Regions from separate parts of the Mus musculus genome. Here region 1 is linked to region 2. The links are chromatin loops, found by intact Hi-C in ENCODE. Cell type or tissue: heart. All regions are shown on one strand. Links, peaks and the distances in the headings refer to the core of each region. The heading gives the core; the rest is flanking DNA.

Evidence for each region. Hi-C counts contacts between places; a loop is a spot of excess contacts. Peaks named below come from ENCODE experiments on the same cell type or tissue, not always from the same donor. Only the 100,000 strongest peaks of a DNase experiment are listed, where the experiment ranks them.
Region 1: a loop joins it to region 2, with 5 times the contacts of the local background. A loop is called at or near these places in 5 of 42 quality-filtered maps.

What each region holds. Positions count from the first base shown.
Region 1 is chr7:4,803,852-4,809,226 of GRCm38, forward strand. It overlaps Ube2s (ubiquitin-conjugating enzyme E2S), which reads right to left. Exons shown (of 4, transcript NM_133777.2): 4 at 4,163-4,633. The coding sequence ends at 4,304. Among named protein-coding and RNA genes, the nearest start is that of Ube2s, 5.8 kb to the right of the region's middle. In heart, for the core only: a CTCF peak has its summit at 3,032 (motif pointing left); no DNase peak of the experiment used is centred there.
Region 2 is chr7:4,134,491-4,139,865 of GRCm38, forward strand. Ttyh1 (tweety family member 1) reads left to right here. Exons shown (of 14, transcript NM_021324.6): 14 at 1-917. It overlaps Leng8 (leukocyte receptor cluster (LRC) member 8), which reads left to right and starts at 2,990. Exons shown (of 16, transcript NM_001374609.1): 1 at 2,990-3,129; 2 at 4,206-4,298; 3 at 4,929-5,100. The coding sequence starts at 4,261. It overlaps D030047H15Rik (RIKEN cDNA D030047H15 gene), which reads right to left and starts at 2,436. Exons shown (of 3, transcript NR_033548.1): 1 at 2,071-2,436. In heart, for the core only: no CTCF peak of the experiment used is centred there; a DNase peak (open chromatin) is centred at 2,481; H3K4me3 peaks cover 2,558 bases; H3K27ac peaks cover 1,520 bases.

The DNA of each region.
Region 1 (5,375 bases), core at 330-5,329, 670 kb after region 2:
AAATTTTTTTAAAATAAAAACATATATCAATACTAAATCATTAAAGTGGCATCAGTAGATGGGATTCTTGCTGTTGGTTATGTAGTCTAAGGAGTTCAGAGGCCTCTCTGAAATGTTCTCTAGTATGTATCTTTGGCTGTCCTGGAACTCAAAGAGACACAACTGCCTCTGCCAACAGAGTCCTGGGATTAAAGGTATGTGTCACCACACATTTATTTGTTGTTTGTATGTGAGTGGAAGTCAGAGAACAACCTATAGGAGTTCATTCTCTCCTTCTACCTTGTGGGTTCTGGGATTGAACTGGTTCAAACTCAAGGTTGTCCAGACTGGCAACAATTTGTGTTTACCCACTAAGTTAACTTGTCAGCCCAATAAGGGGTTTTCAGGTGCTAGGGATTGAACCCAGGCTTCCCTGTGCTGTGCTAATGTTGCACCCGAGTATTGTACATTCTTATACATGATGTAACTTTACAACATGAAGCTGTATTCCTACCTGTCCCCTCCCACCCCAGAACTGAGGACTGAACACAAAGCCACATACATGTTAATCAAGCATTCTACCACTGTGATACATCCATTTTTTCTTTTAAATTGTATTTGCTTTGGTAATGTCTCCATGTATGTCTGAGGGTGTCAGATCCCCTGGAACTGGAATTAGTCGTGAACATATGTGCATCTTGGCATTTGAACCTGGGTCTTACCTAGTCCTCTGGGTTTCCCCACCACTTGGTTATCTTATAATTCAATTCTAGCACTACCTAGAAATAGCATAGGCCTGGTCATCTGACTTCAGAAAGCAACCCTGATGCTCAGTGATTTGCTGTCCTAGCTCATAGAACTCAGTAAAGAAGTGTATTAGTGGCTTATTAGATATAAAACACAACCAGCTGGGCAAAGTCAAGTACATCTCTGAATTTGAGGCCATCTTGGTCTATACAGCAAGTTCCAGGCCAGCCAGGATTTCAGTGATACTTTGTCTCAAAAGCCAATTGCCCAAGAACCCCACCCAGAAGCAGGACGACATGGTGGCACATGCATATAATCCCAATATTAGTGCTAAGATGGGAGACTTACCAAGGTGAAGGCCATCCACGGCTACATTGTGAGATCCTATATAAAGACCTACATTTTCCTAACATCCCTGGGGTGCTTGAAATCCCAAGGGATTTAGAGAAGGTATATCACAGCAGCAGTTTTTTCCCATTAAATTGAATGTATTCTTTCAGAATGCCTGCTTCTCTTATGGACACTTTACACTAAACTTGGGCTTGAGATTTCTTGGATCAGTCCTATGAATTTGGTATATATTTTTTAAGATTTAAAAAAAAATTTTGTGTGAGTACATTGTCCATGTCTTCAGACACACCATAAGAGAGCATCATATTCTATTATAGATGGTTGTGAGCCACCATGTGGTTGCTGGGAATTGAACTCAGGACTTCCTGAAGAGCAGACAGCGCTCTTAACGGCTGAGCCATCTCTACAGCCCCTGAAAAGATTTTCTTACAGTCCTTTGTAGGCATACATTTTTTGCAGTCTACTTTTTGTTTTGTTTTGTTTTTTTCGAGGCAGGATTTCTCTGTATAGCCCTGGCTGTCCTGGAACTCACTTTGTAGACCAGGCTGGCCTCGAACTCAGAAATCTGCCTGCCTCTGCCTCCTAAGTGCTGGGATTGCAGTCTACGTTTAATAAGGGTTCAACCTCTCCTCTAGCCCACCACGCAGCAGAGGTAGTGGAAAAGTTATTAGCATATGGGGGAAGTGGACTTGTTCAGCAATACTTCATGGGGGGGGGGGGGGGCAAGCTTGATCAGCCCCATAGCAAACACCCAATCACTACTCATCAGCTGCAGACCAGTCCTCTAGGCTGACAGCTACAGTTCAGTCCTCTCAGCAGGTCGACAGCAGGCACAAACCAGAAGCTATAGGTTCAATCCTGAAGAAACCACAAGGTTTGCTAGCTGGACTGAGGCAAGGTCTCAGAAGGTGCAAGTAGTTCTTGGGAGCAGTGCTCTATGCTATCACCACTGGTGGGGATCAACACCAGCACTTAAGGTGAACCGGTATGGATGTGTCTTTATTGGAAAATAGCGAGGCAGAGCAAACCAAACCAAGGCTCAGTACTCATCTCCCACTGTCTGTGGGGTCATATTTTTATACTCCATCACATATTCTTTTATGAATTTGCTATATCAAAACATCCTTTCATCTGTCAGCTTTAAGCAAGACACCCTTTTGTGTCCCAGCAAAACATTATTTGACAAAACTTCCCAAAGAAACTAGAAGTTTCCATTGAAGTCCTTTGATTTGCTCGGTTTGTCACACCTCTGTAGGTTAAGAGGGTATAGACTTAGTTCTGATGGCCCTCTCTCCCCAGGGACATTACTGGGGTAGGAAACCCAGTTCAATCTCAGTAGGAACCCTCAGGTCAAAGCTCTTGTTTTTCACTATTTTTCTTACATAAGACGAAGACAAGACCCCAGACAATAGAAGATAAAAGCAAGCTTCCCCTTTAATTAAGGGTCATATTCTTTCATTCTTTTGGAGACAGGGTCTTAACTATGGAACCCAGGTTGGTGTCAGACTCAGGAAAATTGAGAGTTGGGAATACAGGCTTGGGCTACCATACCCAGCACTTAAGTTTTTTACAACTTGCTCCACTATTTAATATATCCCTTCCTTTAAAGTAACTTTAAATAGCATATAGTTGCTTGTAGTTGGGAACACAACTCATGGAAACTGGTTTTTCCTTTGAATAAATATGTGGGTTCAATCAGGGCTTCAGGCTTCACACCTTTACCCATGAACCATCTCAACCATCCTCCCCTTTTTGAAGGTTTTGTGTGTGTGTGTGTGTGTTAAATCCTCTAGAGCTGGTATTTTAGGCAGTTGTTGTGCTAGGAACCTAGTACCTCTGAAAAGAGCGCCATATACTCTTCAACACTTGACCTATCTCTACACACACACCCTTAATGACAAAGCTGGTTCAAATAACCTAAGGACATTAACAGAAAGCATATACTGCCCTCTGGTGCACAGACCTAGAATCTCTTCCACTTAGTTTACAACAGAACTCAAGACAAGTTATCACTCCCATTAGACACCACGCCCTGCTTTCACTAAGCTATCTTGTTGGTCCACAACTAGCTTTGTAAACAATTTTCTGTTTTCTCTGTGTAGCTCTGCCTGCCCTGGAATTGGCTCTCGTGCTGGGATTAAAGGCGTGCGCCACCACGCCCGGCTTTTTTTTTTTTAAATGTTCACATGTTTCAATTGGTTGTATGTCCTGTGCACCATCTATGTGCCTAGTGTTGATGAAGGTCAGAAGAGGTGGCTGGAGTTCCTGAAACTGAAGTTACAGTTAGTTGTAAACTGTTATATGGGTGCTGACAATCAAACCCAGGTCCTTTGCCAGAGCCAACAGCTCTTACCTTCTGAGTCATTTCCCTAGCCTCTCAGTATCTGGAATTTTGACATAACAAGAGGCAAGAACCTTATTCAGTCCTGATAGGCCAATGTGGTAGGGTAGGCTCCTACAAGAGTGCTACATGAACTGTATTTAAATGGGCATAGTGGAGCATGCCTTTAATCTCAGCAACCAAAGGCAGAGCCAAAGCAGGTCTCTGAGGTCAAGGCCAACCTGACCTATATACTCAAGTTCTGGGCCAAAAGAAAAACAATAAAAAAATATTGCCATAGGCTAACCTCTCAAGAAGGCCAGTAGACACTTCATTTTGCCCTGTTGATCCCTAAGGAAACAAAACTTATGCATGTCTTTCAAGGCTTTTACAGTTTAAAACAAAACAATCAAACAGGGAGGAGGGAATTTAAAGTCAGAGCTGAGATGAGATGTAACCTTGCCCCAATTCAGGACCAGATTACTGAAGACAGTTCTAGAGCAACACTTCTTAAACCTAAGGCTCTTTGACCTTTAGGCAAACTTGTCTCCAAAAATATTTCATAGCAACAAAATTACAGTTAGAGCCACTGGTCTAGAGGAATAGACAGTGGGTTTCTGCTCCAGCTTAAGACTCTAAGCCCCACTCCACAGGGCAAAGGTGACTCAGATCCTAATTGGAGCAAGTCAGACTTGGTACAGAAGAATGCCAGCTACCCTAAGCCACAATACAGGCAGAGGTTCTAGACACTTCAGGCATAGAAACTGCTTTTCCAACTTTTTATTTAGAAAACCAAATCCAGGTTCTGGTGCCCCCCCCAACTCCCTCCCCCACCCCAGCCATAATTTAAATAACTTAGAGACAGAGTGGGAGGGGACAGAAGGGAGGGAAGGAGAAAGAGCCCCACTACAGTCGCCTCAGTGCTCGCTTCTTGTCCAACTTTTTCTTGGCTGCCAGCTTCTTATCTCGCTCACCTGCATGTTTCTTGGCCATGGGACCCTCAGCTCCCCCTAGGACCCCTGGGATCATAGGGTCAGCAGAGGAGGCTGAAGCCCCACTGGCCAGGTCTTGGGTAGCCTCAGCCCTCCCGCTGCTGGTGCTGCATGCACCCCCATGGATTTCTGTGAGCAGACGGGCCCGGGCAGCATACTCTTCATAATTCTCCAAAAGCAGGCGGCCTGCCTCCTCATTGAGTGCAGACTCTGGGTTAGGGTGGATCAGCAGGCACTTGATGGTCTGTGAAGAAAGGGTCTAAGGTCAGGGAGGCTTGTCTAGCTTTAATGGTCACCACACTGGCTCTTCTTTTCACCCCCAAATCAGCTCCCTCAGATCAGGACCAGCCTGCTAGCATCCTTATTCATTTAAAGTCACCCTCAAAGGCTGCTTTCCTGTTACTACAAACACTTCAAGGGACCAATGCCATGTAAGTGCAGCCTGATGTTGCCAGAGGCCCTTTCCTAAGGAAGCTCATTATCTGCTCCAACCAGTTTTCTGTAGCTAATGTAGCTTTGACCTTGTTTCTACAGGTGAACATAAGTTCAGAGGTCCTTCCTAATCAGGTGAGAAATTACTCAAGGGCATTTAGCATTAGAGAACTTGTATTTGGTTTTCCTATGTGTTTTATACTACTATACAAGATACAGAAAACTAAAAGTGAATGCCAAGTTTGGAGCCACTGATCACAGGCCTTAAATGATTATATATATCCATCTGTCTTAGTCAGGATTTCTATTACTGCACAAACATTATGACCAAGAAGCAAGTTGGGGAGGAAAGGGTTTATTCAGCTTACACTTCCACATTGCTGTTCATTACCAAAGGAAGTCAGGACTGGAACTCAAGTAGGTCAGAAAGCAGGAGCTGATGCAGAGGCCATGGAGAGATGTTCCTTACTGGCTTGCTTCCCCTGGCTTGCTCAGCCTGCTCTCAGAACTGAACTGAGACTACCAGCCCAGAGATGGCACCACCCACAAGGGGC
Region 2 (5,375 bases), core at 136-5,135:
ATGTACAAAGCCTGCTGGGTTTAGGAAAGGCGTGGAATCAACTTGCTTCCTAGCAGCTCACACCCAGCACAAGACTCCAGAAAACCAACGCTTGTATCAGAATAGGGACAGAAGTCTTCGAAGAGAAAGTAGAATATTTGCTTGTAGTGCCACCAGGGTGATATGAAGGGGGAAGGTTTAAGGAAGATATTATAAATCCAGGCAGGAAAAGATGAGGCACTCAATAAGTTATCAAGTAAAAACAAACATGGCAGAGTCAAAAGGGAAATTTATTGTCTGGGGAACAATATGTATGTAGTTCTCATTTGTTTAAAAAACAAATAGCATACATGGCAAAGAAAAACGTGGTTAATACATAAACATAATTCAAAAAGCTTCTATTATCTAACAAAAAAGACCTCAATTTAATAATAAGTAACTGAGAAAAACAAAAACCCCAAAACAAATGGATAAAATTGTCTTTTTTGTCTTTGTTGTTGTTGTTTTGGAGACAGGGTTTCTCTGTGAAACAGCCCTGGGCTGTCCTGGAACTCTCTTTGTAGACCAGGCTGGCCTTGAACTCACAGAGAAGAGCCTGCCTCAGCCTCTGCCTCCCTAGTGAGGAGATTAACGGCGTGTGACGGCGTGTATCACCACACCCAACTAAAGTGTTCAAATTCTAATGATTAGCAAACACAATGTGCTACTTTCCCCTTTCGAGTACCTATTTGTTGTGGGATTTAGAGTGGAGTGTGGGCTGGTGCTGGTCTGGAGGCCCAGGGAACAGGTTCTCTAAATATGCTGCCCAGAGACTGTGAATCACCAGCTATGTGAAAATAATAATAAACAAAACAAATAAACAAACATAAATATGCTTACATGTGAGAGGATAAAAACTGCATCTCTTATCCTGGTAATCCTTTGAGGGACCAGCTTCCAGAAAGAAATAAACAAGCAACCCCTGGCTCAGTTAAACGCTGGAGACAAAACTAATCTGCCACAGTGGGACTCTTCCCAAAGACCAGCAGCTCTGTAGGGGAGATGGCAGAGCAGGGTCCTCAAGTGACTACAGAAGCACCAGGGGTATCCCTGGTTCTTGCACAATGCTGGTTTGGATTCCTATGGGTCCTAGTCCTGGCACCTCAGTGTTAATGTAAGCAAGTTATTTGACTCACTGAACCTCTTTTTTTGGTTTTTCAAGACAGGGTTTCTCTGTGTAGCCCTGGCTGTCCTGGAACTCACTCTGTAGACAAGGCTGGCCTCGAACTCAGAAACCCACCTGCCTCTTCCTCCCAAGTGCTGGGATTAAAGGCGTGGGCCACCACTGCCCAGTTTTTTTTTTTTTTTTTTTGTTGTTGTTGTTGTTGTTTTGGTTTGGTTTAGTTTGGTTTGGCTTTTTGTTTTGTTTTTTTGAACCTCAGTTGTGTGGTAAAGCAAATGGGCATCATAAACCCAATAAACAGCTCTTGACAGGATGGGTAAAAAAGCAAGACAAATGCAACATGATGCTCTGGGTTACGCTATGGCGCACCGGAAACATTAGTGAGAAAAAGCGCCCACATCTGCGGCTTAGTTCAGAATATTAGAGCAATGTCAATTTCTTACTTTTAACAAATGAATTTGAGGTGTGGAATCTAGCAATAGGGGAAACTGGGCATAGTGTGCCCAATTCCTGTATTACTTTTGTAATTTCTGTAAACTTAAAATTTATTCTAAAATAAAAGTTCATTATAAAAAAGAGATGGGAAGAAACCTACCAAGCTAACACTAGCAAATGATACAGAGTTATCCAAGTGTTGTTTAATTACCAAAAGTTGCTTGTACAATGTGAGACTGGAAACTGGTCAATTGATGAACAATAATTGATAAGAAGGTAGTCTTATCAATTATTTTAACGGGAGATCCCAAGTTGGGCTGCATAATTCAATCACTCCTACTGTAAACAGTGAGCTTTAAGTGGCGGCCCACACCTTAATCCCATTAAGAGGGAGGCGGGTTTCTGAGTTCCAGGGCCATCCTGATCCTAAAAGATACAGTTCTGCTAGCTGCCACTCCGAGCAGATCTCACCATCCCAACACCCTACAAGGTACCTTTCCAGCGTCACAGTCCAGTGGCTACTCCCATTCCTCAAGCGACGCGTTTCCCGCTTCCTTTGGTTCGCACTCGCTGTTCCCTACGCCAGGTGCGCCTTTCCAATTTTACTCACTAAATAAACCTTCCAAGGGAGGATTCACCTTATCCCATTTCCCTCCACCCGCTTATATATTCATTTATTTTAAATCGTCCTAGCGCAGTGCGCAGCCTCACAACTCCTGTCCCTATGCGTTACATCTGAGAGACTATTGACTGCTGAGTCAAAACTAAGCTGTTGTGAGCGCGCACGAGAGGCTGGGAGGTACTTGTCCCCACGGGGCCACCGTCTAGGGCCAGCTTCCGGCTTGCTGACAAACGCCAACACGCGACTGCGTTCGCGAGACGTGTGGTGGGCGGTTCAAGCCGAGCGGTGACGTCTATTGGCTGTGCGCGACACAGGGCGGGGACAGACGTCCGGGTAACGTCATCACGCCACGGTCAGGACGTTCGAGCCCCAGACTAGAGCCAGCCGGTGACTGAGCGCTGTCTTGGTTGTCTTGAAGCTGCCTTGGACCGCCGGTAACGAGTCCCGGGAGCGAGCGGTCCTAGTGAGTGTGGGTAGTAGTGGGAGGCCTGGCGGGCGAGCACAGGGACGCCTTCGGGCTCCGCGCTCCGCGAGCCCTGGCCTGTTTGGTAAGGCCAACCGACGCCGCGCCCTGCGTCTTTGAAGGGTGTGGCCGCCGGAGCGCCTCTGCGCATGCGCGCCGGGTGTACGCTGGGGGGGGGAGGGGGCGGCTCCCCTACGTGCGCGTGCGCGTCCGCGTCCGCTCTGCTACTGGCCCTGGGAACCCTGCGGTCCCTAGTGCCCTAGACGCACCCCTTGCGGGCTCCATTGACCCGCTGTTACGCTGGCCTTCCTGTTGCCTAGGGCAACCCAGAGAGGCCACCCTCGCAGCGTGGTGCGCAAGCGCGGCCCGGCCGGTGGCTGGTCGCGGGGGACAAGGGAGGTCGCTTGTGTTCAGGGCGGCCTCAACCTCCACCTAGCGTCGTGGACTCCATGCCTGCGGGACAGCCAGGTGCTTCTGAGCTTACAGTCCGTGTTGTTCTCGTCTGTAAATCAGACCCCTTACTCCTAATACCAGTTACGAACACGAGGCTCTCTTTTGTGCATCCCTAGTTAGGACCCCTTGATACCACCCAACGGATTGGGTTTTTTAAAGGCCTTTGAGACCTGTCAGTGCCCCTTAGGCTTCCTATAAGGGTTTCAGTTTCTCCAATAGGCTTCTTTTCTGTAAATCCTGTTGTTTGGACCGCTCCAGCCCTGTTGGCACGGTGCTCAACCCATCCTATTTCTTATGGTACTATCCACCCCACCCCTAATAGTTTAAGAATGTTGTGGGCCTCTGTTATCTGCAGACACCTTACTTGAGTAATTGCCACTTGTTTGCTCCCAAACCAACTCCCACTCCTAGGAACATCCCATACAAGTCTGGAGACTGTAATTGATCTGAGTCTGGTAGGTGCTGCCAGGCAGTGACTTCACAGGAAGGAGTCTCCTGCACCTTCACCTGGCTGCTCAGCGGGATATCCATACTTTACCTTTTTCTTTGAAAACTTTGCTCTATTCTCCAGTGTTCTCCCAGTCTCAATTCCTTCCTCCTCAGAGTATCCCCAAAGGCTTCCCTCTCCCCAAACTTCTTTGTAGCTAGTACTTCAGTCACTGGAGAGCCTTCCTCTTGCTGTAGTAGAAGTATCTTTAGATTTCCTATCCAGGACTGAGGTTTCTGCATCCACCACTTGAGTCAGGTCTCCCTCACAGCCACACTCGTAATGCAAGTCTCAGCTTCTTTGTCTTTCATTTTCATATCCTACAGGCTAGTCTCGGCCTCCAAGGGAGGTGTTTCCTTTCATGCTCAGGTCTCTTCACTCCACACTAGGAACTGATTCTGATTCTTTAAGCTGTTTGTTTTTGAGACAGGACTGTAACTTGTAGCCCAGATGGGTATTGGAACTCCCAAAAGATTGCTGGCATTATGGTCATGAGCCACCACACTTGCTTTCCTTTCCATTCTTTGCCAGTGTTCCCTTCTATGAGATACCCTCTCTTTCTAGCCTATCTTCTCTTGGGGCTAATTGATCTCTTTTCTTATAGACATTTAAAAAGCAGCCTGGCTCCCGAGGTCTATTCCCTACACCCCAAGGTCCAGATGGCGGCCAACGTGGGTGATCAGCGTGCTGCAGACTGGTTAGTAGGGCTAAGGGAACACAGCCCATTGCAAGAGGAACAAGACACAACGGGTCCTTGCACAGCTTGGGGGAAAAATGCTCATTGTGGGGGCTAGGATGGAGGGGCAAGCTTCCCCTTTGAGCTTTCCTTTAATGTATGTGAGCTTATGTGGGTGTGAGTGAGTGTGTGTCACCCATGTTCGTCAAGGTCAGAAGAAGCCTCAGATCCCTTGGAGCTGGAGTTAGAGGTGGCTCTGAGCCATCCGACATGGGTGCTGGGAACAGAGCTTAGTGATATCTGCAAGACTGCTAAATGTTCTTAAGCACTGAGCCACCTCTCCAGCCCCCTCTTAATATCTTTCTGATCCTTCCCTTTTCTTTTTTTAAATTTTTTTTTCATTGTTGGCCATGTCAGAATTCACTGGCTTGTAAAAAACCTGAGTTCTCCTAAAGTCGTAGGTCATGTATAGAATTATGTACATACTGGTTAGCTTTCTGTTTGCTTGGCACATGCTATGTGCCACCTTCAGCTTGGGCTGTGGTGAGTAGGGAGTTTAGCTCTAGAATGCAAGCCTTGGGTTTACTTTTCCCCAACTTTGTCTACCTGTGTATAGATAGGGGAGACCATAACTGTGCTTCGTTGTTGCAGGTCTTCTCAGTACAGCATGGTGACTGGGAACAGCAGAGAAAATGGCATGGAGACTCCTATGCACGAGAACCCAGAGTGGGAGAAGGCCCGCCAGGCCCTGGCCAGCATCAGCAAAGCAGGGGCTACCAGCAGTTCCAAAGCCAGCAGCAGTGGTCCTGTGGCCAGTGCACAAGTGAGAATGGCATGGAGGATTTGGGAACTACAGTGCTGGGCTGGGGCCGTTGCCGAGAGAAGGGTGGGAAGGATGCTGGCTTCCATAGAGGGGAGTGCCATAGGGGGGCTGTAAGCATGTTTTCCTGTTAACTAAATGTAATGAAGGGGGAAAGTTAACTCCTTTGGGTCAACCTGGGCCTGAGTGATCTTAAGGATGATCGTCCCCATCTTTTAAGATGTCTAGTCTTACTGTACAGAGTCTGCACCCTTCTGCAGTTGCTCTGCAGTGAAGGC